Linked DNA regions of Mus musculus: regions 2, 3 and 4 are each linked to region 1. Evidence: chromatin loops called from intact Hi-C (ENCODE). Cell type or tissue: left cerebral cortex. All regions are shown on one strand. Region 1 holds the start of Bnip1 (BCL2/adenovirus E1B interacting protein 1). Region 2 holds the start of Crebrf (CREB3 regulatory factor). Region 3 overlaps Ergic1 (endoplasmic reticulum-golgi intermediate compartment (ERGIC) 1). Region 4 has its middle 41 kb from the start of Gm34455.

Region 1 (8,000 bases):
AGCCATCCATTCCTCAAGACAGCCTGTTCCAAGACTATTCCAGCCTCAGAGAGCAGAGGGGGCCGACTCTGCCGCCTCTCTTTGGGGCATGTTCAGAGAGCTAACACCCTAATTATTGACACCCTAAGCTGGCTTTTAATTTATTTCAGTGAGATTTAGCTATACAGAAATTATTTGATAGAAACATTTGCTTTTCTGTAAACAATAGTTTATACTTAGTTTGTCCTTTGATAACTTGGACAAAACCATCTTTAGGCTAGGGGAGCTGTGAGCCTAAGCCAGTGGAACCTGCCTGGGTGAAGGTGGCATAGGAGTAAATGTTGTTCAGCAACAAGCATTTGTTGAGAACCTCCTCTGCCAGGATGGATGTGTAGATGCTGTGTTACAGAAGGATGGAAGAGAGCTCCACAAAATCAGTCCACCAAAGAGGTTGTCGTGTGGCCAGAAAACACAAGCAAAGCTGGAATTATAACATCCTGTGGGATGCCGGGCATGGTGGCGCACGCCTTTAATCCTAGCACTCAGGAGGCAGAGGCAGGCGGATTTCTGAGTTCGAGACCAGCCTGGTCTACAAAGTAAGTTCCAGGACAGCCAGGGCTATACAGAGAAACTCTGTCTCCAAAAAAAAAAAAAAACCCAAACAAACAAACAAACATAACATCCTGTGGGGATGGTAAAGAAGCTGCTGAGGACTGGGGAGAGGGCAAGTTTTTTAGAGCGCCAGGTGAGCATGAGGACCTGAGTCTCGTCCCCCACACGCAAGTGAACAGCAAGGTCTGATGTGGACACTTGGTAGATCCCTGGGGCCCACAGGCCAATGTGGAAGCCAAGACCTGTCCCCAAAACAGGACAGTACCTGAGGGATGACACCTGAAGCTGACCTCTGGACTATACACAGACACATAAGACTTGAACTTGTTCACAACCCCCACCCCCAATTTGAGTGATACTGAGGCCATAAAAAAAGCAAAGTAAATGTACTTTCCTGTGGGTGGGCTCTCCTTCAGGACTTAAGTTTGAAGACCACTCTTTACAAGGGCTCTTCTCAAAGTGTTGGGTATTCTTAGGAGCTAGGTAAACTAGGTCTTCCATGATATCATCAGTGAGATACATCAACTAGTGAGTTCCTGAATTCCTTTGTTCTTTTTTGGGGGGTGGGGGATCAGGTTCTCTGTGTAACAGTTCTGGCTGTCCGTCCTTCAATTTGCTTTGTTGACCAAGCTGGCCTCAGACTCACAGAGATCTGCCTGCTTCTGCCTCCCAAGTGCTGGGATTAAAGGCATGTACCACAATACATTTTAACTGGTGAATTCTTAAGCAACAGTGCGATGAAGAATTTGAAAGAAAAATATTGAGAAGTTCTGTCCCAATTCAGCTGAAAGATTTAGAATTAGAAGGTAGTAGACGTCCTTACATATGGAGGTGGCACCCCTAAACCTTGCTAGTTGTCTTAATAAGAGCCTCAGCTACTATCAGGCCCAGTGAGGGTGGTGGCCTTGTCCCTTCTACAGAAGAGTCGACAGCACTCAGATGATAGGACAAGCCCTATATCCAGGCAAGGGTAATACAGTTCAGTTCATACTCTAATCTGCCTGAGGCGTTCTGAGGATAATTCATATTTACCTCAGGTTTGCCAGGCCAGTATTTGAAAGAATGCCCATGCAGAGGAAAGCAAGCTGTTTAAAATGTGAAAGTCAAAGATCTGAAGCTAGTCAGTGTAGAGGAGTTCAGAGACAGATACTGAACAAAAGGAGCAAGATTAGAAGGGATTCAGGGCTGGTGCAGGGGGTATGTGACTGCTCCTTCAAGACAGCCTCCAGCTTAGGGTTGTCTTACTGGAACAAAATGGCTTGGAAAGAAGAGAGATGGGGAGCTCCTTGCTTTGACTGCTGCAGACACAGCTGATTGCGTAGAAATTTCCCCAAGAAGGATGATGGGCTAGGATCCAAACACATGAGAACAATTTGTCCAGGGCTGACTGTGGGTTTTCTCCAGTGTCTTCAGTGGGGAGCTTTACCCAGAACATTGCAGTGATTTGAATGGCAACCTAGTTCTTTTAAAAGTTTTTCATCTTAAAATAGTGCTTGAATTAAAGAACAGAAAATGTACTAAATTGAAAGAAAAGTGTACTATGGAGAATACAGAAGAAACTTGAATGAAAACACACACTGGATTCCAGAGCAGGACCTGTCAACAACTTAGGAGTTACTGGCACTGAGTCACATTGAGAATGTGACTCCCATCTTAACAAACAAACCAAGAATATGTTAAAGTAGTGAGAGAAAAATAGGTGGGAAATATGTTGTAGTTGGAAGAGGATAAATCAAGTATTCAATCCTCTATCATACAGAAGTCTCTGTATAGAAACATTCAGAGCGTGAGTAGACGGGCAAGTAGAGTAGAGTTTGAAAGTAGTCTGGAATACACAGAAAAACAGGATGGTCAATGTGGCATCCAGAACCGAAGTGAAACAAACGGGGGGCCCTTTAGTGTTGAAGCCACTAAGTAACCTAGAAAGTGTGAAGCTGGTTCTGCGTCTCACACTGTGAACCACATATATTTCAAAATGGCTAAGCATACAAGTGGGTTTTTAAAGAATAAGCAGTAGACAGACACGCTGATCCTTGTAGAAGAGGAAGGACTTTTTAACATAGACCCAAGTCCAGAGTCATGAAGATCTCCCAATGCTATGCAAAATTATGGAAATTTAAATCCTCTTTAAGGCAAAAAAGCACCATCAGCAAAGTCAGAGTCTACAAATTCTGCAGCTCATGTGAATACTAATCTCAGTCTCATTCATTATGAGAGATGCAAAAGAAAGGAGTTTTTTTGAAAAAGAGACAAAATGATAACACCAGTGTCAGCACACCAAGCTGGTAGGGCTATAAGGAAATAGGCATTTCCACAGTTTTGCTCATGCAGTGTAAACTGATATAACCAGTATGACGAAACAGGCTTCACACCACAGTCCTGGCTGGCTTGGAACTCATGGGGATCTCCCTGCCTCTACCCCTTGAGTGCTGGGATAAAGTCATATGCTACCACACCCAGATAAAAAGGATATAGGAAAGCTTGTGTGGAGCTAAAATGCATGTCTAGTAGCTGCGGTGTTAATCAGTGCCTGTAATTCCAGCAGTTCTAGGTCATCCTTGGCTACATAGGTAGCTGGGAACCAGCTTGGGCTCTGTGAGACCCTGCCTCAGAAAAGCAAAGAAAATACTTAGGGCCTTTCACCTGTCCCGTGTGTTCTGTCATCGTCCTCCACCCCCTCTTCCTTCCACTTCTATAGCCTAACAAATCAAGTGCAGCTGCTGGGCAGAAGCATTTCATAGAAAATGGCCGCACGTAGGGAAGTAACTCCCAGAGTGTTTCTTAACAGTACATGTATAGCAACTAGTGAGCACTGAGTTCAATGCTACATTATCAACACCTCATTCCATCCTCTAGGTGACCTAACTTAGGAGTGATGCTACTGAGGAAACTGATTACAAGCCTGGAATCCAGGCCTTTGATACTTGCAGCCAGCTACTGAGCACCTTTTAGGAAGTGGGTGGTACAGGGTGCTTTGGGACAGGTAGGCGTGGAGACTGGGGGCTGTGTGTGCAGTTTGAGAAAAACATTTTAAAAAGAGGGAACCCATATCCAAGACGACAGAGCCTGGAGAATCCCGGAGGGTGGGGGAAAAGTGTCCAGTGGTGTTGAGGGCTTAAGAAATAATAATTTTAAAAAACACTACCCTTCTTTGAGGTTTGCACTGACATTGTTTCTATCACACCACACAGTCAGAACTACTCCTATGAGATACTTGGAATCCAATTCTACACAAAGGGCAGGACCAGAGCCATAGAAATGTGTAAGGACAACAATGCAGGATCATGGTTGTACTAATGGAGGTGCCCCAGTGACCTGTATTTAAGTCTGCACCTTTACAAGTTTTGTGTCTTCCTCCATAATGCATACCTACTGTATACATTTTGCTTTAAATTTTAAAGAAAAAAAATGTAACTTTGGTGACATCCGAATTGATCCTTTTTTTTTTTCCATCCAAAAGGTCACTAGAATAGCGGGTTGTTGTTGTATCTCTAGTACTGGGAACAAACCTGAAGGCCATGTGGCATGCCAGCCTATCATCACCTGAGTTGTATTTTCCCCTCCCCCCCACCCCAACTCTAATGGTTCTTCATAATCACATTCCACTTTTCCGTTTAGTAGGAGCAGACCAGAGAAGCTGTGCGTGTTCTACGTGACAAGAAAAGTTTCAGGTCTGGACTCTTGACCTGGTTTGATCCACACGGGGTCTCCCGCAGCATCACATTTGAAGAAGTACGGAAAGGCGGGCAGGAGCCACGTGAACGCGTTCAAGCTTGGCTGCTGCCGCTCGCCGTAGCCGCATTTCCAACATGGCGGCTCCCCAGGATGTCCACGTCCGGATCTGTAACCAAGAGATTGTCAAATTCGACCTAGAGGTGAAGGCGCTTATCCAGGTACAAATTCTTAGGCTCCTGTCCGGCTCTCGATGGCCGCCTTGACATCTTCCAGAATATTCGCGCCTGGTCCGGTTCCAGGATGGCTCCTAAGGCACCATTCGGTCGGTTCCCCGAGATCACTGACCTTCAGGCTTTTCTTTTGTGAACTGTTGGTTTGCCCACCCCTGAGTTACCCTAACACGCCGCTCCCTTTCCTTGGACTGCAGCCGTGCTGGGCTAGCCCGCCCACCCGCATTCTCGGCTGTAGCCCCGCCCCACCCCTCGCCCTGCTCGCCTCCCACGCCCACTTCCCTAAGTTAGGGACCCTGAGGCACCCAAAGCCACCTGGCCCGACAGTCCCTGCCCGAAGCTAACTAAGTTAACCTGGGACGTGGTTGTAATTTTTTGAACAAAGAATTCAAATATTGTGCAAGATCCTGGGTCAGAAGGCAGGCAGTGCCAGTATTAGGACCTGGATGGGGAAAGCCAGCCTAGGAAAATCATTTTAGAGCTTCCCTACCCGGAAACAGACTGGAAAATGAGGCGCTTATCTGGAAGCAGGTCTTAAGTAGGAGACAGTAGTGCAGGAACACAAGCAAGAACAGGGAATGTAGAAATGGCTCCAGAGTTTGGCAAAAAGAACCCAACCGGCTCAGAATACAAGCTGTGACAGCAAATAAGGAAAGGGTAGGGGTGTGACTCCGCTGGTGAGGACTTTGCCCAGCACTGGGTTCGCCATCCCCAGTGCTGCATAAATGGGCTGTGCCTAGCTGTTGGGGTAAGCTTGGCTTTACTAGCCCCTATAAAAAGGAGCATGGAGAGTAGTGCTCTCTGGTAAGCCAGATGTACACTCTGCCACATTAGCAGTTTATCCTGTGCTGTGAGGAAGTGTTGATTTTGTGAGTAAGCTAGAGAACAGGTAAAGAAACGCCGCAAACTTTACTCCTGAGATGTGCAAACAAAAAAAATGGGCCAATTCTAGAAAAATAAACAAGATTTATACAAGTGAGATTACCAGAGGCTGGGGGTAAATTTAGCTCAGAGTAGAGTTAAAGTTTAGCCATGTGCAAGGCTCTAGTTTCAGTCCTCAGAATGCACATGTAAATACATATACATACATAACACAGAGTTGCTAGGGTAGTGGCTCTAGCACTTGGGAGGCATAAGCAGGACCATCATGCATTTGAGGCCAGCCTGTACTACATAGAGTCTTCAAAAAAACAAAACAAAAAAACCCTTATATCCAAAATTTGAAAAGTTGGGTTTTCATATTATATCATAATATAAAATTATGTAATAGCATCATAATACTTCATATTATCATAGTTTCCTGTTAGGTAGGCCTCTGGTGACATATGTGTTTTGGGTTCTTATGGTTACTAGTGAGTAAGCATAGCCCCATACATTGTATTCTTTCAGTGTTCCAGCTATTCTGCTAAGTGTTCTACACAGAGAAATACCATCTTGACGTAGGTAAGGTGAAGAAATGGAGGCACAGAGAACTGAAGTTTTCCAAGACTGCACTAATAAATTGCTATACGCAGGATTTGAATATATGTAGCTTAAGTCTAGAACCTGCTCTAAAATTTGGCTCTCATAATTCTGACTTTCTTTCCAGAAGCAAATTCTCAGTTCATCTTTAAACGTTTTTGACTTGCGACAGATGGTTTGTAAAAATCAGACTAAATTAACTTTGTTACAGGTCACTAGGGATTTAGTTGGAAGGATCTGAACTTACAGTATTTTTTAGATGTCTATTTCTGTTGAACATGGAAGCTGTTTAAGCCTTTCCTAGTGGCACTTTGTTAAACATCTAAGACGAGGTTGAGGTTTACCTATCTACACACACAATGCATATGGAGTCTATGTGCATGCAGGGGTGTGTATTCATGTCTGTGTGCATTTGTGCATGCGTGCACATGAGTCTCTCTCTCTCTCTCTCTCTCTCTCTCTCTCTCTCTCTGTGTGTGTGTGTGTGTGTGTGTGTGTGTGTGTGTTTTGCTGCTGTTGAAAGCCAGGGCTCCAAGTATGCTCTGCAAGTGCTGTACTACTGAACTGTGCATCCAGTCTGTTTATTCATATTAGGCTCTCGGTGTTAATCTTACAAGGAATGAGGAAGCTGAAAATGAGGAGTTTGCTCTTGTGTGGAGGAGAGCAGCACTGAGCAGGACAAGGTAGAGCTTGGGCCACCTTAGCTGTGTCTGAATCTGCTTTCTCACTGTGCCGATGAGGACACTTCATTTCATTGACGGGAGAAAGGTCCCTCATCTCTTCCTTGCCTTCCAGGATATTCGAGATTGTTCTGGACCCTTAAGTGAGCTTACTGAACTGAATACTAAGGTGAAAGAAAAGTTCCAACAGTTAAAACAGAGGATCCAGGTAAGTGAGGCTACAAAGCCTGTTCTGGAAGGGTGGGTAGCAGGGGTGCGTGCTCTGGCCAAGAAGAATTTTTGCCTGAGAGTTGACCAGGTCCTTCACATGCCACCTGGAGAGAGTAGGAAACATTGTGACTGTGAGGGTGACTGGACTAACAAAGTTTGGAACCTACACACTCATTCATTCCCTACTTGAGTCCATTGCCAGAGTTTCCTTGGTGTTTCCGGTGCTATTATTTTGCACAGTAGTAGCCTCCTCCCGATTTCTGGAGTTACCGCCCCCACCTCATGCTCATGACCTCACTTTCCCTGTGGTGCGAGTGTTGTCTCAAAACACAAATGAGAAGGAAATGTGACTAACAGCCATCTCCACTGCTGTGTCCTAGGGATGAGTGCTACGAATCTGCCCAACACTGGCTGGGTCTAGAACCACCTGGCTTTGCTGCATCTGGTAAATGATATTGTCCCCAAACTGTCCTTCAACAGATACTGTTCCTTAGCAGATGAAGACAGTCTCTTCCAGAGCTGGCAGGAACGTAGGCAGAAGGAGAGCTTAGACAATGCTTCTGCCTTGAACTGACTTCAGAATGTCAGCACTGTCACTGTACCTGGGTGATCTCCATCTCCGCTATTGCTTCTTCCATCTGAACTTTTAAAAAGCATCTTGCTTTCTCTGCGTTATAAACATATCATATGTGCGGATGTATGGGTCCACAGCCATTGGTCTCCTTTATGTGTCTTGGGGATGTCCTTTATTTCTTCTCTGCACCCCTCCTTCTCCCAATAGGTAACTGTTCTGATCTGATCCTTCCACGTCTTCCCAGGGTTTGTTTCGCTGATATGTTCCCACTGTAGGAGTGGACATGCTGCAGCCTAACCATGTGGGGGGCATGTTTATACAGCTGTAGTTTTTTCTAGCCATTTCTTTCCTAACAGGTATCCATTTGGGCTGCTTGCCTGCTTTAATTCTTAGAGCTAATTCATTTTCTTAAAATGCCTTTCTTCAGACTCTGCAACTCTAAGGAAGACTGTCTCCTAAGTGCCCGCATGCTTACCTGGTGTTTATTTCCTTCCCTGGGTTTAGGTAAATGTTCTCACGTAGATTCACTCATTTGTCATGTTCTTACCCCTGCCTCCCTCCAGCCTCTCCTTCAGCATA
Region 2 (8,000 bases), 62 kb before region 1:
ATCACAATACCCCCTTCCTACATCCTCGCCTGCTTTGAAACCCCGAGTACTCCCAAGGGAAAACTGTTATTTGAAGGGAATCTGATGAGGTTTCTCTGTCCTTTAGTCTTCTTTTCCTATGCTTAAGAAAGTATGTTTTTCTGTGTCCATATGTGTGTGCGGGTGCAGACCAGTAACCCTGCACCCAGAAGACTAAGACAGGAGGGTCCAGAGTCTAAAGAGATTTCTGGAAACACAGGCTGCTATAATTAGGTAGGTTGTTTCCTTGAACAATAATTCTCCTGAGGTTTGTTTTTGTATTTTTTTTAAATAGTTCTCTTATCGTATGTGTCTGTTCGGAGAACTATTTGGGATAATGAACCTACCACAAACTACACATCCGATAAAATATCAACAGGATTAAGAGGCGTAAATCATCACATTATCACAGGTTAGACAGTCTTGTCCATAAAGCATCTAGTAGCAGTTTCTACAGCTGAATACAGGTCCTATCCCAAAGATGTATGCAGCCGACTCAGGGTCTGGGGATCCAGACTCAATAAATATGAGTTGATGAATGAACAAACAACTGAAGGCCAATTCAATCGGGGAACAGGAACGTCATTTACTAAACAGAATGTCGATGCAGCCCCCTACTAATTAATATTCCTGTAATCCCCCGTGGTTCAGTTAAACTGTAAAGTGGGCATTTGGACTCCTTGGCCTTCATCTTAGTTCTGAGGCTACAGACTGAATATGGAAGCCTCTGAAAAGAACATCACGCACGAACGCGAGCTTACTGCTCGCTATCCCCAGCGGCCCACGCCCACGCTCAGCAGCAGCCTACTAGCCCCCGCTCCGCCCTCTCTTCCTGGTTTTCCCCAGCAACCCGCCCCTCTGGTGTCACGTGACGGGCGCTAGCCCGGCCGAGCCTCTGATTGGCCAGACTTCAGGGCGCCTCGCGATTGGCCTGGGGCGGCGGGCCCCCGCCTCCCTCCTCCTCCTCGCCGCGGCCCACGTGAGGGGGGCGAGTCACGCGATTTCCGGGAACCCGTCAGGAAGGACATAAACAAAACAAACCGAGGCAGCATGGAGACGGCCCGCGGCCGCGTAAGCGCGGCCGGATCCAGTGCCTGAACCGCCTTCAGCCTCAGGTGAATGCCGAGCGGTCGCACGGGCGGGCGGGATGCAGCGGCAGAGAACCGCGGGTGAGAGGCGCGGGTGCCCGGCTCCGGGAGAGCGGGGCGGGGGCCGCCGGGCCGAGGGCGCGCGGAACGGGGTCGCCGATGCGAGCCGAATCGGGCTGCCCCCGCGGCCGACGGTTATATAAAGGGCGGGCGCGCGCCGGCGGGCGACCCCGTTAGGGCCGTGCCCTTTGCGCTCCCGGGAACCAGGGATCGCGACTGCCGGCAGCCGGCCTGTCAGAGCGGCGAGCGGGTGGGAGGGGCCGGGAGGGAGGAGAGGAGAGGAGAGGGGCGTGTGAGGGAGACCGGCACAGCTAGTGTTCAGAAGGCTCCGGACGGAGGAGCGGACCGGGAGAACTCTGGGCAGGGGCGTCGTGGGGCTGCTGTTCCCCCCGGCCCCTCCCCGGAGGCTGCGGGACTGGGGCCTCCCTCTCGGGATTTGTTTATATGTCCTCTCTAAGCAGCTTGAAAAGCCCGGAGGCGGAGCCCTCGCTGTCGAGTGGCGGCCGGTGCTGTCCAATGGAGGAGGCAGACGGGGTCCGTGGCGCCAATGGGCGCAGGGAGGCGGTGCCGCGCCCCCCCTCCCCCCCAGTAAGTTAGGCTGTGCTGGGGGTTGGTCCGACAGGGCGGCCATATTAGATGGGAGGGGACGGGCCTGGGGACGGGGGTTGTCACTGAGCGGGGCGGAGACGGGGCAAAGGGCGAGGAGCCGAGCCGAGCGGGGCGCGGGCCGGGCGGGCTGGGTGTGGGCTAGAGTCCCGGAGGGACCCGGAAGATGCCCGGAGGAGCCTGACCCGGCTCAGCCGCTCCCGAGTGGAGGCGGCCAGGGAAGTAGCGAGGGCAGTCTAGCCTCCCAGGGGGCGGTTCCTGGGTCTAGATGAAGCTTGGTCTCTGGCGTCTCCTTCTTGGTCGGCTCTCCGCTGCTTGGTAGATCCTGCCACCAAACCCTTTAATCGCCCACCTTTAACCCAAGAAAACAAACCGTTTTGCTACTTCTGAGCAGGCCTGAATCTTAAGACTACCTTAAGGAGGTATTTCTGTAGTTAGGGGTGTGTTTCTGTACCAGGTCTCCCGTGTAGAGGCAGGCATTCAGAGGAACTTCTGCTTTTCTGGGTATTGCAAAGAGAAAATTGGGACTGGAAAAGCAGACAAAATTGAGTGAGCGGCGTTTCTATCCACCCCCCCCCCAAAAAAAACAAAAACAAAAACAAAAAAAAAAACGTGGATATCTTCCAAAGATCAGGCCCTTGTGTTTCAAGTCTTAATTTGCCTCCCTTGCTCACATAAATTGGAAGCTAACATACTTAATGAGAAAACAGCCTTGAGAAAAGTATTTAGGTCTGATGAGTCTTTAGACTTTTGTCTATCCAGTATCAGCAAATGAGAAAAAGAATGAAGGTCTGACTTATTTTTTCAAAAGCAGAAATAGGAATTTTTTGTAAATTTTGTGACCTATGGTAAAATGATTGTCACTTTAATTCTACTTTAAAATATTTTTCAGTGTTGCCTAGTTTAAAAAAGCTGAGAGATACTCCAAATGGGGAAATGTGGATACAAAATTGGAATTGTTTTGGCACCATATTAGCCTTGTTAAATGCTTTTTAAAGCTTTTAAGATGAGTTTATAACCTGTGACCTCATGTTGTCAAAGGTAGTAGGCTATTGATACATCTTTGGTGAAGTACTTAGGAGTAGGAATACATCATAGATATATCACCCTAGGCAGCTCTTCAAGAGTTCAGCTGAAGAATATTAACAAATAGTAAATAAATTTTCATCAACTTTTATTGGTTTTATGTGACTGACCCTCAGTTTTGTTAAAACTTGGTAAAAATATAATCCCGGGTTATTTGATATATATTTTTTTAATTAGATATAATTTTTATTTTTATTTTTTGTTTGTTTCTCAGGCAGCATTTCTCTACATAGCTCTAGCTGTCCTGGAACTTAACCCGTAGACCAGGCTGACCTGGAACTCAAAAAGATCCATTTCCCTCTGCCTTCTCAAGTGCTAGGGTGAAAGGTGTGGGCCACCCCCCCCCCGGCTATATATAATTTTTATAGTAAATAAAATATTACCTATCACTTAATGTTGTATTGCTAAGTCCAAATCTGTCCTATTACTACAATCAGTTATAAAAGGTAGGTCTGAAGTTAGAACCAAGCAAAGGTTTTCATGATACCCAGAACACTTAGTCAAAGTTGGTTTTCATTGCTTATGTACTAATTTTTTTCAAGATTTTTTTGTTTTGTTTTTTATATGAGTACACTGTAGCTGTCTTCAGACACGCCAGAAGAGGGCATCAGATCTCATTATGGATGGTGAGCAGCCATGTGGTTGCTGGGAATTGAACTTAGGACCTTCTGAAGAGCAGTCAGTGCTCTTAACCGCTGAGCCATCTCTCCAGCCCCATGAAGTAATTTCTTTTTGTTTTGTTTTGGTTTGGTTTTTTGAGACAGGGTTTCTCTTTATAGCCCTGGCTGTCCTGGAACTCACTCTGTAGACCAGGCTGGCCTCGAACTCAGAAATCTGCCTGCCTCTGCCTCCCGAGTGCTGGAATTAAAGGCGTGCGCCACCACCGCCTGGCTAGTAATTTTTTAAGAATGGCAAATATAAGGGCTGGTGAGATGGCTCAGTGGGTAAGAGCACCCGACTGCTCTTCAGAAGGTCAGGAGTGGCTCACAACCATCCATAACGAGATCTGACTCCCTCTTCTGGAGTGTCTGAGGACAGCTACAGTGTACTTACATGTAATAAATAAATAAACAAATCTTAAAAAAAAAGAATGGCAAATATAATACACTAGAGATTATTTTTGGCTAAAATTCTTTTATATGCTTAATATAATTTGGGGTTTACAAAATGTTGTTATGGAGTCAGCGTTTTACTTTGTAGTCCAGTTGGTTTTGAATTCCTGGTCCTCAAGCATTTCTTTCCTGCTGGGACTACAGTTAAGTATCACTGGGCTCAGGAATTTCTAGTATAGTAAGAATAGAAAAATAGATACTTCCAGAGCAATATTGGGTTCTCCACTCACCTTGACACTTTGTATGTTGTATAACAAACTGAAAAACAAACTTTGATGAAGAAAATAACCTAATTGGTGTAAGTTCTGGCGTAAAAGGGTAACTGATTAAGGTCCTTGGTGGTGGTGACTAAATAAATCCATTGGATAATGGGAATACGGAGACATTCTATTTAATTGTCGTAGTGTAGTGTAGTAGTTTTTATTTTTTGTGCTGTCCCCCTCCTGTCCTGGAACTGATTGTGAAGTCTAGTCTGGCCTTGAACCCACAGATATCTGCCTGCCTTTTCCTCCTAAGTGCTGGGATCAAAGGTGTGAATCACCACACTTGGCAGTGTAGTGGTTCTTAAAATAGTAAACTGAATTCACTGTTAGCTTTTAAAACTTAATTTTTAGTCAAGACTGATGATAGGATTTTGAGAGTCATTAGTATAGGCTTATTTCCAGTTAGGTTTGTACCTGGCTGTTTTGGCAAAGGCTTCACTGACTTTTACTACATATAGTAGTGTCTCATTTTAAGGTAAACATATTGGCTGGTCATAAATCTATCACACTATTTTGTTTGGTTCTGTGAGGTGGGGCCTTGCAGTGTTGCCCAGGTTGACTTTGAACTTCATGATCTTCCTGCTTCAGCTTCATGAATTCCTGGAGTCACAGTGAGCCATAGTGCTTAGTTGTTCTAATCATACCAGGACAGGAGTAGTTGAACTTTTCCCAGTGTAGGATTAAATAGTAAATATTGAATAACCTCTGTGGTGGCTGTTCACCTCTGCAGTTTGTGTGGTGATGACTGATAAGATAGGATAGAAAACCAATGAAACTTTATAAGAGTAAGGTGTGTTTATTAGTAGTCCATGGTCATTGTTAACCTGTTTTTAAAAATACTGTCTTGAGTTTGAAGTTTTTGCAGAGGAAATTGTAGAGAATGTAAACACACACTTCAGATAGTATTGGATCAATAGTCTATTGTATATATATCTCCTACCTTGAGAAAGTTTCATTGGAAGAACATAGGGCACAATATCCATGTAGATGTTTTGAAACTGTTTAAAGTAGCTATTGGTATATATTAATATAGTCCTGTTTGTTTTATAGGCACCCCACCCCCACCCCATTTCTGAGACTTTCTTTTTGGTATATATTCCAGGCTGGCTTTGAACTGGCCTACAACTTTTTGGTTTTTCGAGACAGGGTTTCTCTGTATAGCCCTGGCTGTCCTGGAACTCACTTTGTAGACCAGGCTGGCCTCGAACTGAGAAATCCGCCTGCCTCTGCCTCCCGAGTGCTGGGATTAAAGGCGTGCGCCACCACGCCCGGCCTGGCCTACAACTTTTGTTGTGTGATGTTTGTTTGTTTATATTTTTTGAGATAGTGTCTCCTGTTGGCCAGGTTTAACTCAAATTATGTATCCAGTAATATGACCTTGAATTCCTGATCCTTCTACATCTCCCATTCCAGTAGGGGATTATAGGTGTACACTACCATGCTTGAAAGAGCCTTGCATTTTACTGGTTTGTGATAATTGGGTGTTGTTGTTGTTGTTGTTGTTACAGGGTCTCTCTTCATAGCCCTGGTTGTCCAGGAACACTAGTCTATGTAGACTATGCTGGCCTTGAACTCAGAGAGATCTGCCTGCCGCTGCCTCCCAAGTACTTGAGTTAAAGGTATATGCCACCATGCTACATCTGGTTTGTGATGATTTTTTTTTTTTATAGCAAGGTCCCTTTTGGTTGGGGGGGTCACAAATCCTTTTTCCAAAAAAACTGTATTGAATTTGTTTGTGTGTACAGGTCACATGTGCTACAGTGTGCACAAGAAGCTCAGACACCAGCTTATCCTCCTCTTTCCATTGTGTGGGTCCTATGGATTATACTTCAAGATTGTCAGGCTTGGTAGCAAGTGCCTTATTCACTGAGCCATCTTGCCAGAGTGTAAAATCATTCTTGCTGGTTTAGTTTGAGTCATTCTTTTGGGACAAAGTAGACTAGGAGATAGATTTGCAGAGGACTTCAGTGTTACTTCATGTCTCTAATGCTGTTCTGTTCTATCACTAGCCACATCTTGTCTGCTTTCCACCAAGTTTATGACTTTTCTTCCCAAACTCTGTATCTGAAGTCACTCTGTAAGCAGTTTTCTAAGCTGCTGTTGATTTACCAGTTCCAGTTTATCCAATTCTTCTTTCCATCTGCCTTTTTTGAGACTATCTCAGGCTAGGCGTGTGTTCTATATAGTTGAAATTGGCCTTGAGGTCCCAGTAGTCCTGCCTCCGCCTCTCAGGTGCTGTGATTAAAAGCATGAAACACCATGTTTAACTATTTTGTCCTTTCAACACCAACACTGATGTGATATCTTGTGTTAGAGACTTGTGTTTTCAATTAAATTTCTTTCTTCAGATAGGATCTGTGTAATGTAACAGTGCTTGCCCTTGAACTCACAAAGTCCACCTGCCTCTCTCTTCTTGGTGTTGGGCTTAAAGGCCATTGTCTTAGTACTTTGCTGAGCTTGCTCATCTTTTAGTTTTTTCCAGAAAGGGTTTCTCTTTGTAGCCCTGGCTGTCCTGGAACTCACTCTGTGATCTAACTGCCTGACTATTGGGTGTGTGTCACCACTACAGGCAAACACTTGTTGGATGTCTCCATGTGCCTTGAGTATAATAGTGTGTCTGAGGGTTTGCTGCTGCTTGCTCTTCCTGATGAACCTGTCACCTTCTCTATTACAGACTTGCTGCTCACTGAGGGATTTGAAACACTACAAGAATAAAACTTAAAAAGAAGTCTTTATTTTTGTGAGGGGGGAGGTAGGGATAGCATGGATTTCTGTTTATAAATTTCAGTGTAGAAGGGCTGGAAAGATAGTTTAGTGGCTAAGAGTACTGGCTGTGCCTGCGGAGGACCCCCATGTAGTTCCCAGCAACTACATGTCGCCTCACAACTATCTGTAACTCCTATTTCAGTAGATCGTATACCTCCTTTGGCTGTTCCAGGCACTTCCTACATTTGGAGCAGAGACATGCATCCAGGCAAAACACTTGTACACATAAACACAATAAATACATCTTTTAAATAGAGACTCAGAACACCTTTAAAACAACAAGGCTTAGTGTAGTATAAAGTCAGATGAAGGAGAACTGAGGAGATAGCTAAGTGACTCCAGGTGCTTATCACAAGCCTGATACCATGAGTTCAGTCCTCGGGTGGAAAGAGAACAGTCTCCTCTAAGATTTCCTCCGACTTATTTGTGCACTCTCACAAAGAAATGTAATATAATGAAAAAATTTAAAGTCAGACTTTTACAATGTTACTATCTGGTATGTGTGTGTGTATGTTTGTATGTATGTGCACATGAGCATGTGCATGGTGCCATGTGTTTGTAATGTATATGTGGATAAAAGTGATACTTTTATATAAGTGTCTTCCTTAGTCACTCTCAAATTATTTCTGCACTTGAGCATGCATGATGCTTGTGGGTGGGTTGGTTCTCTCTCCCACTTTTATGTAGGTTCTTGGGATTGAACTCAGAGTAACTGGTTTGCACATCAAACACCTTTACCTACTGAGCTGCCTTTCCCCCATCACATTTTCTTTCCATTTTTAGTAAAGTGAACAGATTTACTAGGAGAAAGAAAAAAAGATTCCCCAAGAGTGGGAAGGTTGCAAGGGTGATTACTTTGAGACAGAACTCAGAACGTGGAGGTGGCTCGATGGCTGGCTAGTAAACTCCAGGGAACTGCTTGTCTTCCTCACCACACATAGTCCCAGTTTGGGGCTTCCAGCCGCCGCACCAGCACCTGACTTTTACATAGGTGCTGGGAT
Region 3 (8,000 bases), 120 kb before region 1:
ACTTCCCTTTTTATATGAGTTGATTCTTATTGTGTATGTAAACTGCCCCTGGCCACTTGGCTAGATTTCTTATCTTCTTTTAAACATTCTGTTCCACAGTTTAAGAAACCAGTCCCTTTGGTGTGTGAATCTGTCACCTGTGGAGGGTTGGGCAGGGTGGGATGGGACGGGAACTATGTGGCATGCGTATGAGTTGAAATCCCACTTTTGTGAGGACACGGTATGCCAGTTTCCCATGGAAGAGACGCCTCTGGCCTGTTGTTCTTGTAAAGGTATTCTTAAGGGGACATATGTTTTGATTCTTTCCCACTCACTGGGTTCAATTAGATATTAAAAGGCTGCTTTTCAGAAATATTGCTGTGACTCTGCCTTGATGGTGGCTGGGTAGCCCAGAGTCTAGGGTGGGAGTGAGAGTGAAATTTAATTCTACAGAAAGAACAGCGGTTGACAGTGCTGAAGAGAGCCAGGTGATGGCACACGCCTTTGATCTGCCTTAAGCTCATAGGAGGCTTAGCCAGGCAGATCTCTTTGAGTTCAAGGTCAGCCTGATCTACAGAGTGAGTTCCAGGACAAAGCAGAGAAAACCTGTCAAGAAAAACAAGAATAATAAAGCCAGGTGTGGTGGCACATGCCTTTAATCCCAGTACTCAGGAGGCAGAGGCAAGAGGATCTATGTGAGTTCAAAGACAACCTGGTCTACAGAGAGAAGCCCTGTAAAGGGAGGACGAGCAGGAGGAGCAGGAGGAGGGGGAGGAGAGAAGGTCTGCCGAGAACCAAGAAAATCTTGCAGGATATGGTTACAAACCATTGACCTTGAAGAGCCTAGTTGGCTTTATCCCAGTCAGATTATATATGTAGAGAGTTGTGGAAGCTTCTAGAGAGAGGATTTCTTCTAATCAAGTTTAACTATGGGTACCTTAGGGGGAGATCACCCTGGGAGGAGGGGAGCCTGATGTGACTGAGCCACGGGTGAGGCACCCAGGCTGGCAGTCCGTTCACCCATAGAACACTAGTTTTACTAAAGTGTTTGCTAAAAACAAAAGAACCATTTCCCGTTTGTCCTCAAGCAGTAGCGTTTCCAGAAATTTTGAGAGATCTACCCTGGGATGCCACCTGTCTGGAACACAGACCACCAAGGGACTTTCTCCGTGGATGCTCCTTGGAACTGGATCCATGAACTGACAAATGTATTTGAAGTTGACATAGAACATGGAAGACTGAATCCTAGCCAGGGGCCCTGGGCTGCAGTGCTTCTAAGAGGCAGTGGTGAAGGGGCATCCCAGGGAGAGGTTCAAGTGCTAGGCGAGATGGGTGTCATCATGGAGGAAACCTGGGAAGAAGGGAAGTGTAACAGGACTCAGAGGAAGGAGGAAGAGGGGAGGTCAGTCACGGTAAGTTGCTTTTATTTACTAGAAACAATGACAGGCCATTAGAGGTCTAAAGCCTTTTTTAAGAGAAAAATTTGGGGGTGGAGGGGATGGCTCATCAGGGAAAGGAACTTGCTACTGTAGCCGTCTTTGCTACTTTGTGGGTTCTTTTCCCCACCCTTTATCCCCCCAGTTTCCCCTGCTATCACTACATAGGAAAGGATAGCAGGGGGAGACAAAGAGAGATCTCAATCTATTTTTTTCTTGTTCCTCCTTTAAGCAGGACTACTAACAAAGTGCAGCCAACCCCCCACACCCCACTCCTGTACAACCACCAACCACCTGCACTGCCTCTTGGGGCCCTGGCATTTATACACCTTCTGAAAAGTTCCCAGAATTCTAAATATCACACAATCGCCGAAACCATTTGCAGCCAGCAAAACCGTGCCTCTGCTAGAGCACGAGGCAAATCATAGCTGCTTCGGACAGTCAGAAGCAGCCTCGCATCCCACATCCCCCAGCTGAGATTAAAGTGAAAGCACGTTCTTTTATTTTTGTGTTCTTAAAGAAACCAAAATTGTCACTACAGCTACCAGTCCTGATGACCCACATGATGGAAGAATTAGCCCCCTCGTTGCCATGGTATATAATGTATGAATGTATATACACACAAGTAAATACAGAAATGAAAAATATTTAAGGGCCAGTGAGATAGCTGGTGTATACGATGACCTGAGTTCAATCCCAGAACCCATGTAAAGTTGGAAGGAGAGAGTATGTGTGTGCTTCCGTATGTGTGCCATGACGCTTGATCACCCTCCCATATAATAATAAATAAAATTTATCTTTAAAAAATTATTTTAAAACTTGTTTTCGGGCTCGAGGTGTAGCTCGGTGTTACAGGCCTCCCCCCACCCCCAGCACAAAGCAACCTGGTGCATGCTTCTCGAAGGTTCGTTATCTGAAGATAGACATGGTATCGTGCGAATGTGAATGGGAACTCATGAGGGAGGGCATTCTCCGAAGACCCCTTTTCCTCCCCGCAGCTGCTCCCTGCCAGTTCTTTGCTGGTGAGGTCATGCATTTCATTCCAACCCATCACTGGGAGGACTTGGCATTCTCGGCATGCCAGGAAGAAACAGAGGCGTAATCACACCCTGGCCACACAGCTAGCAGGTGGTAAAGTTGAAATTCCAACCCAGATCGGCCTGACTACCGGGTTCTGAGGAAGCACGGGGCGGGGGGGGGGGGGGCGGGGGGGCGGTTGGTGGTTGTTCCTCAGCCCTAACGTCATCTGAGCAATGTCAAAACAGAAAGCCAAAACGGAGGAGAGTCAGAGCAAGAGGGCCTTTTGTCTCTTTTCTTACAGTTCTCATGTGGTAGTGACCTCCAACCATAAAATTGTTTTTGTTGCTACTTCATAATTGTAATCTTACTGTTATAAATTGTAAGTGCTTTCAGAAGCAGAGTTGCCATTGGGGTCGCGACCCACAGGTTGAGAACCATTGCGTTAAGCCATCCTATAAGAAAGTGGGAACATTACAGAGTCAGAATGCTTCCACGTCTCCTATCAAAGCTCTGTGCCAGCTTTGTGGAGATGCCGAATAATCACTACTTGATTGAACATTGGAGGAAACCAGCAGCAGGGACAGATCTGAATGTACAGTAGAGGAGGCAAAATAAGGGAGCCAGAGAATGGATGAACTCACTCCCATGAAGCTCTGCTGTGAGGACAACTGTGACCCTGCTGGGCACAGTCATGCTGGCACCTGCCCCCAAGTCTCCATAGAAACAGAGAGAGTGACTGATGGTAGGCCCCGTGGTACAACTTTAATCACAGTAGAGGCAGCCGATAGCAGCCTTTCCCGAGCCCTTCTGACCTGGACACACTGACAGTGGGTGGTACTCCAGTTGCCATGGTCTCTTTAACCACAGTAGGACACTTTGTCCAGGTGGAGCCTTCCTCCAAAAATCTCCAACACAGGTTGCAGAGGCGTCTAGAATAAAGTACTAAACCGGCCCCTGCAGTCCTCAGAGCTCCAGTAAGACTGGCTTTGGACAATTTATCTTCCATCTTACCAACTCTGATAAACTAGGACTATGTACAGGACCAGTGTGAAGATGGCTTTGGGCAAGACATCTTTTCTATATCTAAAGGTCTCCATTTGTTAAGGAAACATTACAACCTTGTATCTAGAATCTGGCACAAAGTAGGTTTTCAGTCCATGCACCATGAATGGATGAGTGGCAGGGCTAGAGACGACGAACGAATAATACTTTGCACAGAATATCACTTGGGTTCCTAAGATGAAAACAGCAGAAACCACAGGCCCTTTCCCTCCCTCCTCACTACTACAGTGCTCAGGACAGGTGCCTCCTTCACAGCTCAGGCAAACCCAGGAAGGACCAAGACTTCACTCCCAGAGGATGCGCAGCGTGTCTCAATCTGACGAACCTGCAGGTGGCGCCCGCGCTACCAGCAATCTTCCAACAGAAGAGCAGAGCTCCGGTGCAAGGCTGAGGAGGGGAAGGCAAGGACCCAGAGGTGGGGGGGGGGGGGGGGGTGGGCGGCCATGGACTCAAGACGGTGAGCTGGCTCTTCCCCAAAGCTCTCACTCGGTTTAAAAAAAAAAAAAAAGGTATAATACAAAAAATAGAAATAAACGGTAGAGAAAGCACACTTCACACTGTCTCCCATCGTGGCGCATCGCACCTATTTCCATCAAACAAAGCTAAGGGTTTACATAATTGTGATTAATTTTAGGAGTCTGAGCGCTGAGAGCCAGTCCTCAGCATAAAAGCCTAAATGTGAAGAGTACGTACGGTAGATGCAAAGGCTGACTTTTGGACTATCCTGGAGTGAGCCAGCCCACACATCTGATTTTCTTAGGAAGATTGATTAGAACTGCTTTGTGCCAGATGCTGTCCTGAACACTCTAGGAAACCCATTTAATTCTCACGACAACCTACTGAGATTATACCTACTCTACAGATCAGAGAGTTAGGACTATAAAACTGACAGTTCCCATGTCCAGCAAGAAAGACACACTTGGGACCAGGTATGGCTTTATGAGCCAAGCAAGGGCTAAACAAACAACGGAGGGGTTGGGGGCGGGGGGACATTTAGGGAGAACATTGGTTCTCCCTAAAATTCTTGGAAGGTGAGAGAACACTTTTTTAAAAGTTCAGATTTGAGGGATCAGGAAGTGTAAGTTAGTGGTAAGGTATGTGTTTAATATGTTGTTATAAGTTCAATCTCTAGCATCAATAAATTACATTTTAATTTAATTTAAAGTAATGCAGATATAACCCTGACCTTCCACCATGTGTTTTTATAGAATTGTATGCAATAGGACCCAAATTTCTGCATATAGAACTTCTTAGTAATTCTGAAGAAGCCAGTCAGATGGCTTTTGAAAGGTGTGTCATGGTGTTTAAAGAATTTGGACAATTACAATCAGCCTGTCACATGGGTAGGGTTCACCCAAATTAAACTAGACACAAGTAGAAAATATTTAGATTTTTTTAAAAGTTCATCTATACTGAATATGTACAGATTTTTTTTTCTTTTCATGTCCTAAGCAATACAGTATCAAAACTCATACAGCCTTTACAGTGTACTAGTTGCTATATCTAGATATGATTATGCAGGAGGACATGCATAGGATATACATATACATATATATGCCAAGTGAACATTATGATGGAATGGACTTGAATAGCCATAGATGGAGGTTCTGTGACCAGGATGCTGAGAGCAACTGTGCAGTATATATCTGTTAAGTTTAAACCCTGACTGAGGTACCTACTTAACATATTACAGTGCACCTGGCCTCCAGGTTCTCCCAGCACCCCTCAGGATGCTTTACATGGTATGGCTGGCAAGCCCTGCCCTCTACCCTGAAATCAAGCTGTGCTGCTTCCCCCCAGAGACTCTTCCCTATATAATCCAGACATTCTGGTTACCCACCCTTCCTTTTTGTACCTTTGGCCTCCCGACTGCTGCACTTGGTTCCTCTCTCTCCCTTCCTCTTCCCCTTTCCATCTTCCCATGGTTCAGGGTCAGTTCTAGCCTGGACTCTTCCAGCTATGTCCGCCTCTGGCTATGTCTCCCTTTTATCTACAATAAACTTTCTCCTTCACTGTTCCTGGGAGCAGTCATGTCCTTTTCTTTCCTTTTTCATTTTTCTTTCTTTTTCTTTTTCTTTTTCTTTTTCCATTTGAAACCCATGTAATTTCTACAGACTCCTTTGTGGTGGGAAAGGGGGGGTGAAGTTTGGGGGTGAGGTGTTTGGGAATGGAGAGAAACTAAAAAGACATCATCAAGGAACTGGGGCTGCATGTGGCTCAGTGATAAAAGGGTTGCTGGGAAATAGGAGGTGGGTCTTCGTCTTGATAAAAATAATTTTTGTTAAAATGGACTCAAAAAGAAGTTGAGAACCATCTTGTGGGCTGTAAATCTCAGCTGTGGCAGCCGGGAGGAGAGATGTAAGAAAAGGCCAAGAAAAGGTTGCAGGCTGGGCAACGGAGGTCTCAGAGCAGCTTGTGCGGGTGTGGGGTAAATGGGTGAGGGAAGAGCTGTCTTCTGGGAATAATGCCCGAGGTGTCATGGCAAGCAAGGTGGGCTTTTAGCCTAGTTTACTGGGCATCCTCCCTTTCCTTTGAAATTTTACATTTTAAAGAGGGGCAATTTGCAGTGCTTCTCTATCTTAAAATGGGTGTGTCATCAAGGAAGCAGGAGGTGGGAGGCCAAGCAGATTTGGACAGAGTCCATCCTCAGTGGTATCCGAGCCGGCTAATGCCTGTCGAAGTACCCAACAGATATATCTTGGTTGGTTGGCTGATTTATGAGAAAGGGTCTCATACACTCCAGGCCAGCTCTTAACTTTTGATCCTCTGGGCTCTCCACCTCCCCAGTACTGGAATAGTAGGAATGAGACACCAAGCCAAGCTAGAAAGGGTCCCAAAGCCCTGGGTTCGGTCCCCGACACAAAACCAGAAACTGAAGCCAGAGAAGCATCGATGAGCTTCTGTTTCAGGCCCTACAAAGCGGTTCCATTAGGGGCTCCAGCCTGAGGTCCTGCCTACTCCGCTACACGGAGAGAACATGCCGAGACTCAACTCCAGCCGCAGGGGGCGCTGTTCTGCTTTCCTGAGGCAGGAAGCGCAGACTCGCGTCCCTTCTGTGCTTGAGCTACAAGAAATGTCATTTCCGGGCCTGCAATGCACGCCACCGGAACCGGAACCGGTGGGTAGTAGTGGTTCCGCCAGGACCCAGATTGTAGGCAGTTCCATCCCTTGGTGACTTCGGACCGCAGCATAAACCTCAAACACCATCTCTATGCCCCCTCCTACATGCTCTGAAAGACCTTGTCTTCCCGGCTGTCCAAGAAACTGCGGCAGAAGTAGAGCGTCTGCTCTATGCCCATTCGCAAGGACCAGGTACATCCAAAGGTCCTCGAGTTCTAGTTACTCAAGGGCGTATAGCTCATGCACCTCGTTATCATGAAATCCTGCAGGAGTCACATACCCCGAGACCTCAGCAAGGCGGCAGAGTGACTGCCGACAAGCTAGACCAGAGCCACTACAGTGCATTGAGTCCCCTTTGCCCTTATCACAAGCAGACTGTCTCCAGGTACAGATCTGACCATTGTTTTAGGGAATGAAGTGAGATAAAGTGAGGGGCTTTGCGTATTGGATGGACATCTGATGGTTGAGAGGTAAATTAGTAAAAAATATAACGAGTGAAGTGGAAAGAGTGGCGAGGCCAGTGATAGGCAGGCCGGGCTGGGCAGTTCCGAGTGCGCACTGCTCTTACAGAGAAACTGAGTGTAGCGCCCAGCGCCCATGTCTGGCAGCGTACAACTGCCTGTAATTCCAGCTGCAGGGAGATTCCATGCCCTGGGCCCTATGGACACTGCAGTCATGTGACATACAGACGTATACACATCATTATACATAGGCCTTTAATCCCAGCACTGAGGAGGCATACAAATTAAGTTTGAGGCCGGCCTGGTCTACACAGATCCAGTTCCAGGATAGTCAGAGCTATATAGAGAGGCCCTGTCTTGAAAAACCAATATGAACCTGAAAATGTTTGCCTTATATAAAGGAGAACGTCAAGAGTCTTCAGGCCACCGCAACCTTGCAAATCGCTCTCCTTTGCAAACAAGCTGGAAAATTCATATTCTCTTCTTTCTCCACATATCCTTCCTGCTACTGCTCTGTTCCTCATTTCATAGTCCGGTTTCTCAAAAGAGTCGTCTCCACCTGCCAAGCATAGTGATCTATGCTTTAATTCCTGGCACTCAGGAGATAGGAGCATGAGACTCTCTCAGGCCAGCCTGGTTTACAGAGCAAGTTCCAGGACAGCAAGGAGACATTGTCTCAAAAGACAGACAGACACAAAGAGAGATAGACAGAGAGAGGACTACCCTGTGTTCCCATTCACTCGTGGATGCTCTCCAGTCTCATCCCTGTCCCAGCTGCTTAGGCTGGGGTTATCAGTAACCTGTGTGGCTAAATCCAGTGGCCACATTCATTGGAGGTGGCACCACCACCTCCATATAAGCATGCTTATGCTTACAGTTGCTGGCAACGTCTCAGACTCCTTTTCTGGGTATTTCTCTCCTC
Region 4 (8,000 bases), 320 kb before region 1:
AATTGACTCTCCTCACCGTGTGGTTCACTCCTATACCGAACATTTAAAGACCACTTCCCTCACCTTTTTTCTTATCAGGTTGTTCCCTAAAGTATATAGTCTGACAACTGTTTGCAAAGCATCTGCATTGTATGGAGGATGATTCTGCAAATCAGATGAGCTGATATTCAGGAGGGATGCAGGTCATGCACAAATCTCTCGCTGTTTGTAAAACTGATGTGAGCATCTAGGATTTTTGGTATCCTCCAGAGTCCTGCAACTAGTCCCCACTCCCCCAAGCAGGACTGGGGAGTGTGTGAACATGCTCTTACAGCTCCAAGATGGAGGTGCCTGCAGACCCTTTGATGTGCCCTCAGATGCTATAGGGCAGGGGGAACGCTCTCTTTAATAAAGCATTTATTACTCTCCCTTTAATAAACTCTCTCATGAATACACCATTGATTCCCGTTCTTGAATGATCCATCTTCACAGCAGACGCCACCTACAAAAGCCTCACTGCATAATATCCTCTTTCCTTGGGGCTTTGAATTTCAGAATGTGGAGCTGTGTGGAGGGTTCAGACACTCGGATAATAGCTAGGAATTTGTTTTGAGGCAGAAATAATGGAATGGGCTGGGAGAATTGGATGGGGAAGGAATCAAATATGAGCCCTAAATGTCCAACCTGAGACCTTGGGTAGGTGGTCATGCCAGTAGCCTGGGAATATCAGAGAGCCATGAGATGTCCATGAGACAGACACTCATTATTGCTATGGGTCTGGAGCCAGGAAAGTTTTAAAGCCAAGATACACAGGTAAGTGCAACAACTTATGGTAAATATTTAAAAATCATGGATTATGGGCTGGAGAGATGGCTCAGCAGTTAAGAGCACTGACTGCTCTTCCAGAGGTCCTGAGTTCAATTCCCAGAAACCACGTGGTGACTCACAACCATCTGTAATGGGATCTGATGCCCTCTTCTGGTATGACTGAGGAGAGTGGCAGTCTGCTCACATACATAACATAAATAAATCTTTTTCAAAATATCATGGATTGTGTCAAATCAAAGGTAAGGATGGACAGAGAGATGGGAGCTCGTGACAATCAAGGAGCCTCAGGACTGAGAGATCAAGCAGACTACATGATATCCAGGAGACAAGAGAGAAAGGAGAAGACTATATCAAAGATGCCACTGTTGTTGAGGGAGGCAGGATTGGGGCACCAGCAATGGCAAGGATGCTAGGGAGCTACACAGCAGCTGGACTTGAAGCCTAAGTGTCCTGCAGAGAGACTGGGGGTGAAGGGGACAAAGATGAAGACATACATTCTCTCCCAGGTTGCTGAAAGGAGGCTGGAGAAACAGGCGGTTGTTAGAAGGAGTTTTCTGTAGGACTAGATGGTTGACCATTAGTAATGGCAGAAGAAACAGGTGTTGTGGATAAGGAGAGTCAACACAGTGACCTTCTAGGTAGTGTTGAATATTTAAGATACATGGCTCCTCCCAACAAGTGCAGATAGAGCCCTAAAATCAAAGACAGGTGGGACTCACCCCATCCCCAAAGTCTGGGCACTCCCAACACATTCTGAACAACCAGTGTTCCAGTATAGAAGCTAATAAGCTTAGAGAGTGGAGCTACTGCTGGTTTTGTTGATATCTGGGACCTGGCTCGAACGCTGGATTCCGGATGTATACATACAACACACTTTGTGCTCACTCCTACAGCACCCCCCCCCCACACACACACACACTGCTGGTTCCCTTCTTCTTCCCAAACATCCTGGCTTCTGCTTCTATTTCTTCCTCTCGATAGGAGAGAGAGAACACGTCGTGGACACTGTCTACTCTTATTCCAGACTGGACTGGACTTCAAATCACCTAGGACACACACCTCTGGATGTGTCTATGAGAGACAGGGACCCTGTGTCTCCAACGCAGCTGTCAGAAGGCTGGGGCTCACAAGGGCCTCTCAGGTCACCCACTGGTTGCTGGCGGTTGGCTCTGAGAGCAGAAGGCACAAGGGAGATCCTGGGGTCACGCACGCAGGGATCAAGGGTGAGCACTCAAAGGATGTGAGAGCATGAACAGGGATGGAGGTGGATCAAGATTGTTGAGCTGTGGGTGTGTAAACTGAGGGTTAGTCTGTGTGAGTGTGAAGGAAAGCAGGTAAGTTAGGCATTTGAGTGTGTGTAAAGAGTGTGTAGGTGGCAAAGGACACAGTCATAAGCATGGACTGTGTATATGTGGGTATTCATACGATAGAATGTGTATGTGTGAGTAACTGGTGTTGTTTAAGTGAGGTGTGTGTGAGAGAGATAGAGAGAGAGAGAGAGAGAGAGGTATATGGAATATGGATATGGTCTCATCCTATAGCCCAGGCTAGCCTAGCATTCATGATAATCCTGCCCAAGGCTTCCTATGCTGGGATTACGGGCCTGGGCATCTTTGTGTGTCTTTTGAACTTACAGCTCTTTTCAGATTTTAACCCATGTAAACACTTGAGCTCTATGGAAGGAAGCAGCTTCAGGAACCCACATGGCGGCGGCGGCAGCAGCAGTCTAGATGGCTGAGATGTATATACACCAATAGCGCTTATTATCAGGAATGGTGATTGAGGTTCGGGGTATCTGATGCTGGGCTACTGTGTGCCATAAGAATGAACAATGGAATGATAGAGCAGCGACTCAGACGTGCTGCAGAACCTGGACGCCGCAGTTCCAGAGGAGGCGATGGAGCTCACTGAAGCCCTCTCTTCTGGAGACACTGGGGGAATCCCATCTCACCTTGCCAGCTTTCTCGGGTCCTCCAGCCTCACACCATGCTGCGGGCACAGCAGCTCAGCAGGCCTGCCCATCTCTTCCTGCCCTCTTTTCTCTCTCCTTCCCTCATTACTCACTCTCTCACCTACAAAAGTCCATCATACATCATACATTATACATGCTCCATTCCCCAGTTACACATGTATACACACCATATTGACTTACATGCTCAATCCATCACACATGCACTCTCCCCTCAATTACACACACACACACAGACACACACACAGACACACACACACACACACACACACACACAAAGGGTCTAAGAGTTGATCCTTTCTCCTGGGCCTTTGCTGGGTTTTTGGCAAGGTGCTCTTGGTCAGTAAGAACATGATAATTGGTGGGTGTGCATGCTCATACACACTCAGCCCCGGTGGCATTGATATTGGTGCTAATCCACTCACAGGGGCAGGGCCTCTCTGACCTAAAAGAACACAAAGGCCTCAGCTCCATCAGGGATATGCTAGGCCTCAAGTTCCAGCATATGAAGTTAGGAGCCACACTCAGACCTAACTCCCGCCTACATAGCCAAACACCTGGGTCCCAGAACCAGCCCTGGCTCATCTCCTCAGCAATTTCTCTCACAGTAGGACCCTCGCCTCTGTCAAAACAGCCACCTCCACTTCCAATCCTCTCCTGGGCCGGAGAGACCCCATCCAGAGTACGTTAAACTGTGGCCGTTGCCTGGAAGGATGCTCCTCCAGGTTCCTGCTCTCAGGGAGTGTAAATTGCCTCTCTGTCATGCATATCTTCCTCTTTCCTGCCTATCTTTGCTCCATCCTCTCCTGTTTTGTCTAGCTGCAACAGCCTTGAGTCACAGTGACCATACACCTTCAGCCCACCAGAGGGCGCTATAACACGGGAAAGCACCTACCTGATTTCCTTTCCCGTTGCACCCTCTCTGGCAGGTGACAGTCCAAAATCCACAGGCGGCTGGAGAACCCTGACTGGACCAATGAGTCTGTTAGTGCAAGCTGCCCAGTGCAGCTTCCCAGTGTGTATGCCTTTCCCATCCCTCCACAAACCCTGGGCAGAACGTTTGCAGTTTGACATGTGACATGATTAGCCCGAAATTCCTTTTCCTCCTTTGAAGCGTCAGGAGCAGATTTCTTCTTGCGGAACGTTAGCAACAACCTCAGACTGCCTTTTCCTTACCGTATATGAGTGAACCTTTTCACCTGAAGGGAGCTCTCCACAGCCCTCTGTGAGGCTTCCAAGTCGCAGCCTCATCTCGTCCCATTATTAAGTCTGAGAAGGGTCATCTAATGGGAGCACTGGCAGGATGCACAGTTGATCTGAACACCAAGACCATTCCTCAGTAACTGTGAGCATAGCCCACAGCATTGAACTCGGCCAAGGGATGAGTCTTATCCCAAGTGGTACAGAGTGGGCTAGTGTGAGATTCCAATATGCTGCTCTCGAGTTCCGCTTTCTGAATATAGTAACTATAAGTGAGGGCTGGAGTCTAATGGAGTTGAAGGGGTTCCACAGTCAGGAGGAGAAGCTAGGCTCCTGCGGTCTCCTCCTTCAAGGATAAGCATACTTGGTAAAGAGAGACCAAGCCATGGCTTGACCCCTCCCGTGCTACCTCCCATCCATGCCCAGAGGACAGCCTGTCCCTCAAGGGGGTGGAAGGATCCATGAAGCCCATGAGAACTGGGCCCCGGACACATCGGGGAAGGAGCATGGTGCTGGCTCAGCAAACATCTGTGGAAAGAGCCAGGTGGCAGGACAGTTCTGATCCCTCCCGTGCCCTGAAGTCCTTATGACCCCCAGCAGTAGGTAGCCTGCTGTTCTTCACATTTGAGGATAAGAAAGCTGAGCCACAGCAGAATCCAGTAGAGCTCCAGGCCTCTACCCATACTTCCTCTGTCTGACCACCAACTCTGCAACCTGGCTTCCTTCATACCAGTGATTCTCCAAGAGTGGTCGCCAGGCAGCAGCAGCCTCCACTGCCACAGCAGCAACAGCAGCAGCAGCAGCAGCGTCTATACTTGACAGAGTCTAGGGCCTAGATGGGCCACACAGTTCATGCTCCAATGTGCAGACAGCCATGTGAGCCTCTGTTCTGTATCAGCCCTCTCTGGGATTTGGGAAATACACTTGTGAGTGGAAAGATTCCAAGGTTCTTAACAAGTCAAGCTGCTGCAGAAGGTCGGGGCTGGTGGCCTTGGATGAACAGAGCCCTATGGTTAAAAACCCCATATAAGCATTTCTGTTTCCATGGCAACTTGAGTTTATCAGGCAGCCGGAAGGGCTGGGAAGGACTGGAGGATGCTCAGGTTCACGCCAAAAGGTCAACATACAGGTACTCAGACCAAACCCCTCCCCTCCAGGGTGGGGCCTGGGAAGCTGCCGTTTGGACAGAACCTGTTACCACCCAGTGCAAGCTAACACTGGGGACCTCTGTATCCATAGAAGGCTTCAGACTAGACAGACTCATGGGGGCTGGTTTTGTGACCAGGTACAAAGCTTACCCCACTATACCCTGAGATTCCTCTCTACAGAAGGTAGTCCTGGCAGGTGAAGGAGTTGGATTCGGAAAGCAGATTAGCTTGGTGCATCTAAAGGGGGAAATCAAGGTAGATGCCGGGCAGCGAAGGTTAAGCCGTAGACTCCGCAGACCACGGTTTTCAAGCCCTGGGGCAGTACGGAGCCATGGAGGAAATGAGCCCCAAACCGGTGCCATCAAGTTTGCATTTTCCAGAATTACAGCCTGAGTGGGGCTGAGCTGAGGAGGAAGAGGGAGGGGCTGTGCTGGTTAGCTCTAGGCTACACTGTGTAGGTTCAAATCCCTGCCCCACCCAATCCCACAGTGGTGGGAACTCGAACTATTGGCTTAACCTGTTAGTGTGTTGGGGGTCTAATCTGTAAAAGGATATGAAAGTCTGATGATAAGAATTCAAGGACCCATATGAAGCCCGCAGCCTGCGTCAGTGCTCCATCGGCAAAGGTCTTATTGTTCTTCCGTGAGCAGAAGCAGGAAGCTACGTACCATGGCCAGTGTAAGCACTCTGGGGACCAAGGCAGGTAGCGTGGTCATTGAAACCCTCCGAGTAGCTCTGGAGACAGTATGGCCCTCTGTCACATTAGAACAGAGACTCCCAACCTCTCAGAAGCATAGACCGCCTGCTAGAAATGTAGAGCTGGCGGGAAGCGTGACCCTGTCCCCCGTGAGCCCTCAGCCCAGGCCTGCCCACATGACCCAGCTTCCTGTTTGTGATACCAACATTGGAGGGAGGAAATCAACAACCCCACCCAGGGCTAGAGGGCAAGAATGTGGATGTGCTGACGTCAAAACTTGTCCCAGTTCTGAAGAGATGGGATGGGAAGGGCTTCCTGCTGAGCTTCTGAGCTAGCCTGCTCTGAGGGAGCTGAGGTGACCTGTGACAGCCCACTCAGCTTTCTCTGTGGGGTGCTGCAGGGGTGAACTCGTGTCCTGCCACAACACAGCTGTAGGACCTGGGCAAACACGTTGCAAGTCTCAGTCCCGTGTGTATAAGGGAACGGCAATGCTAATGGAGCAAGGGTACCCATCAGGTCTGAGAGAAGCCCTCCCTCAACCGTGAGCCTTCTCCTCACTGAAAGAGCCACAGGAGAACCTTGCCTTCAAGAAAGATCCAAGCCCCTCCTGGGGTGAAGCATGCCCTCGCTTCCTTCAGCTCCTGCCACCATCTACCTGGCTGGCAAGGCAGGGAAGGAGAGGAAGCCAGTCACAGAGCATGAAGTATTTCCAGGGGTGGTGAGGAGGAGTTTGTCCAGCATTTATGCTGTGACTCAGGCTGAAGCCTGGACTCAGGCACTTCCTGGTCTAGTGACTCAGTTTCCCTTGTTATACAGCAGCATCACAACACAAGGCCTGCTTTTCAGCTTTGAAGAGGCATTGAGGCAACTATTGAGTACTGGTAGGGCCCTTCATGCCCCATGCTTGGAGGGCCTACTACGTGCCTGAGGCTCTATGCACATTTGATCTTGATTCTTGGCTGAGCCTAGAGAAATTAGAAATACTATTGACCACATTGTATGGCGTGATAAGCAGGCCAAGGGACAGCCTAAGCTCATGGAGCCGGGGACCAGCAGAGTCCAACGGAGAGCACAGGCCTCACTAGCATCAGGAATGTGCCTTCCATTGGAAGCATGCCCTAATAGTATTAGGTCATGCCCTTGACCCCAGCAGATGTTTCAGGGACCCCTCCCCACCTCTACCCCATAGAAGGTCTCCTGGTCCACTCTCCAGCCTGACCCTCTGGTTTCAAATGTGTCCACATAGGCTGTAGGAACTTGGCTCAAGTCTGGCCTCCTTTCTATAATAGACTGCTTGGAATCCAAAGCTGGAGTCCTGGTGTCCTCTGTCCCACATGCCTGGAAAGGCACTGTCAAGGTTCTTCACCCTATGAGACTGAATTTCCAAGCTTGGTACTGAAGGAGAGCTGGCATGGAGGACTGACACAGGGTCCATGAACCCCCCCCCTAGGAAGGCAGAGCCCCCTACAGCAAGCACCTGGGAGGGAAGGACCAGGAGTGGGGCCGCCATGGGGCCAGCTGGGCCCTCACTGGGCTGTCTGCCCTCCTCCATTTTCTCTCATTTTCCTCTAGGACATCACTTAGCCCCATTTTGGAGCCTGGATTAGACTCGAGGTTGGCTGCCCCCAAAAACTTGCAACCTGGTCCATACCCATCTTTCCCCTGAGCCTGAGTTCCCCGGTATGCTACAAAATTCGGGAGCCCCCCCTCCCCCAGTTACTGATGAAGACATCACATCTTTAAAGACCCTAGTACATCTCACAAAGCATCAATAAACTGGCATCCAGACCCAGGGAAGGGTCCATGAATGATCCTGAGAGCCCCTTCCTTGGGTGTCCAGCAGGTGGCAGCATCAGTCCCTTGTTGGCACACAGACTTTTGCTCTCAAATGCTTTATAGATTTTGTTAGCAATCCCCCCACCCCACCCCGTTCCACCCTGAGCTACACCCCCAAGCCCTTACAGAGTTTCATGCCATTGGTGGTGAGGAACTAGATTTAGAAGTTGATGCTCCTGGAGAATTTCCTGCCCACTAATCCCATAGGCCCTTGCTCCTAGCAAGGCTGCGGGCCAGCCCTGTGGGAAGAAGCAGAGGGAGCCTTACCCTGGAGACCCCTCCTCCCGCCGCCCTGCCTGGCTCTCCACAGCCCTCTGCATCCAGGGCTCTCTCACTTTCTCCA

What was found. Hi-C counts contacts between places; a loop is a spot of excess contacts. Peaks named below come from ENCODE experiments on the same cell type or tissue, not always from the same donor. Only the 100,000 strongest peaks of a DNase experiment are listed, where the experiment ranks them.
Region 2: it touches region 1 in a loop (4-fold over the local background); 9 of 42 quality-filtered maps call a loop at or near these places.
Region 3: it touches region 1 in a loop (5-fold over the local background); 12 of 42 quality-filtered maps call a loop at or near these places.
Region 4: it touches region 1 in a loop (4-fold over the local background); 6 of 42 quality-filtered maps call a loop at or near these places.

The regions. Positions count from the first base shown.
Region 1 is chr17:26,776,693-26,784,692 of GRCm38, forward strand. It overlaps Bnip1 (BCL2/adenovirus E1B interacting protein 1), which reads left to right and starts at 4,387. Exons shown (of 6, transcript NM_172149.5): 1 at 4,387-4,484; 2 at 6,753-6,845. The coding sequence starts at 4,401. In left cerebral cortex, no CTCF peak of the experiment used is centred here; DNase peaks (open chromatin) are centred at 1,976 and 4,371; H3K4me3 peaks cover 1,352 bases; H3K27ac peaks cover 687 bases.
Region 2 is chr17:26,714,642-26,722,641 of GRCm38, forward strand. Crebrf (CREB3 regulatory factor) reads left to right here and starts at 1,009. Exons shown (of 9, transcript NM_029870.2): 1 at 1,009-1,133. In left cerebral cortex, a CTCF peak has its summit at 3,454 (motif pointing right); DNase peaks (open chromatin) are centred at 900 and 1,658; H3K4me3 peaks cover 2,283 bases; H3K27ac peaks cover 2,054 bases.
Region 3 is chr17:26,656,583-26,664,582 of GRCm38, forward strand. It overlaps Ergic1 (endoplasmic reticulum-golgi intermediate compartment (ERGIC) 1), which reads left to right. Exons shown (of 10, transcript NM_026170.3): 10 at 1-352. Among named protein-coding and RNA genes, the nearest start is that of Atp6v0e, 16 kb to the right of the region's middle. In left cerebral cortex, CTCF peaks have their summits at 3,818 (motif pointing right), 4,019 and 6,504; DNase peaks (open chromatin) are centred at 2,499, 3,825, 4,105 and 6,540; H3K4me3 peaks cover 1,558 bases; H3K27ac peaks cover 1,347 bases.
Region 4 is chr17:26,459,175-26,467,174 of GRCm38, forward strand. No RefSeq gene overlaps it. Among named protein-coding and RNA genes, the nearest start is that of Gm34455, 41 kb to the right of the region's middle. In left cerebral cortex, CTCF peaks have their summits at 3,645 (motif pointing right) and 7,640 (motif pointing right); DNase peaks (open chromatin) are centred at 3,657 and 7,664; H3K27ac peaks cover 2,101 bases.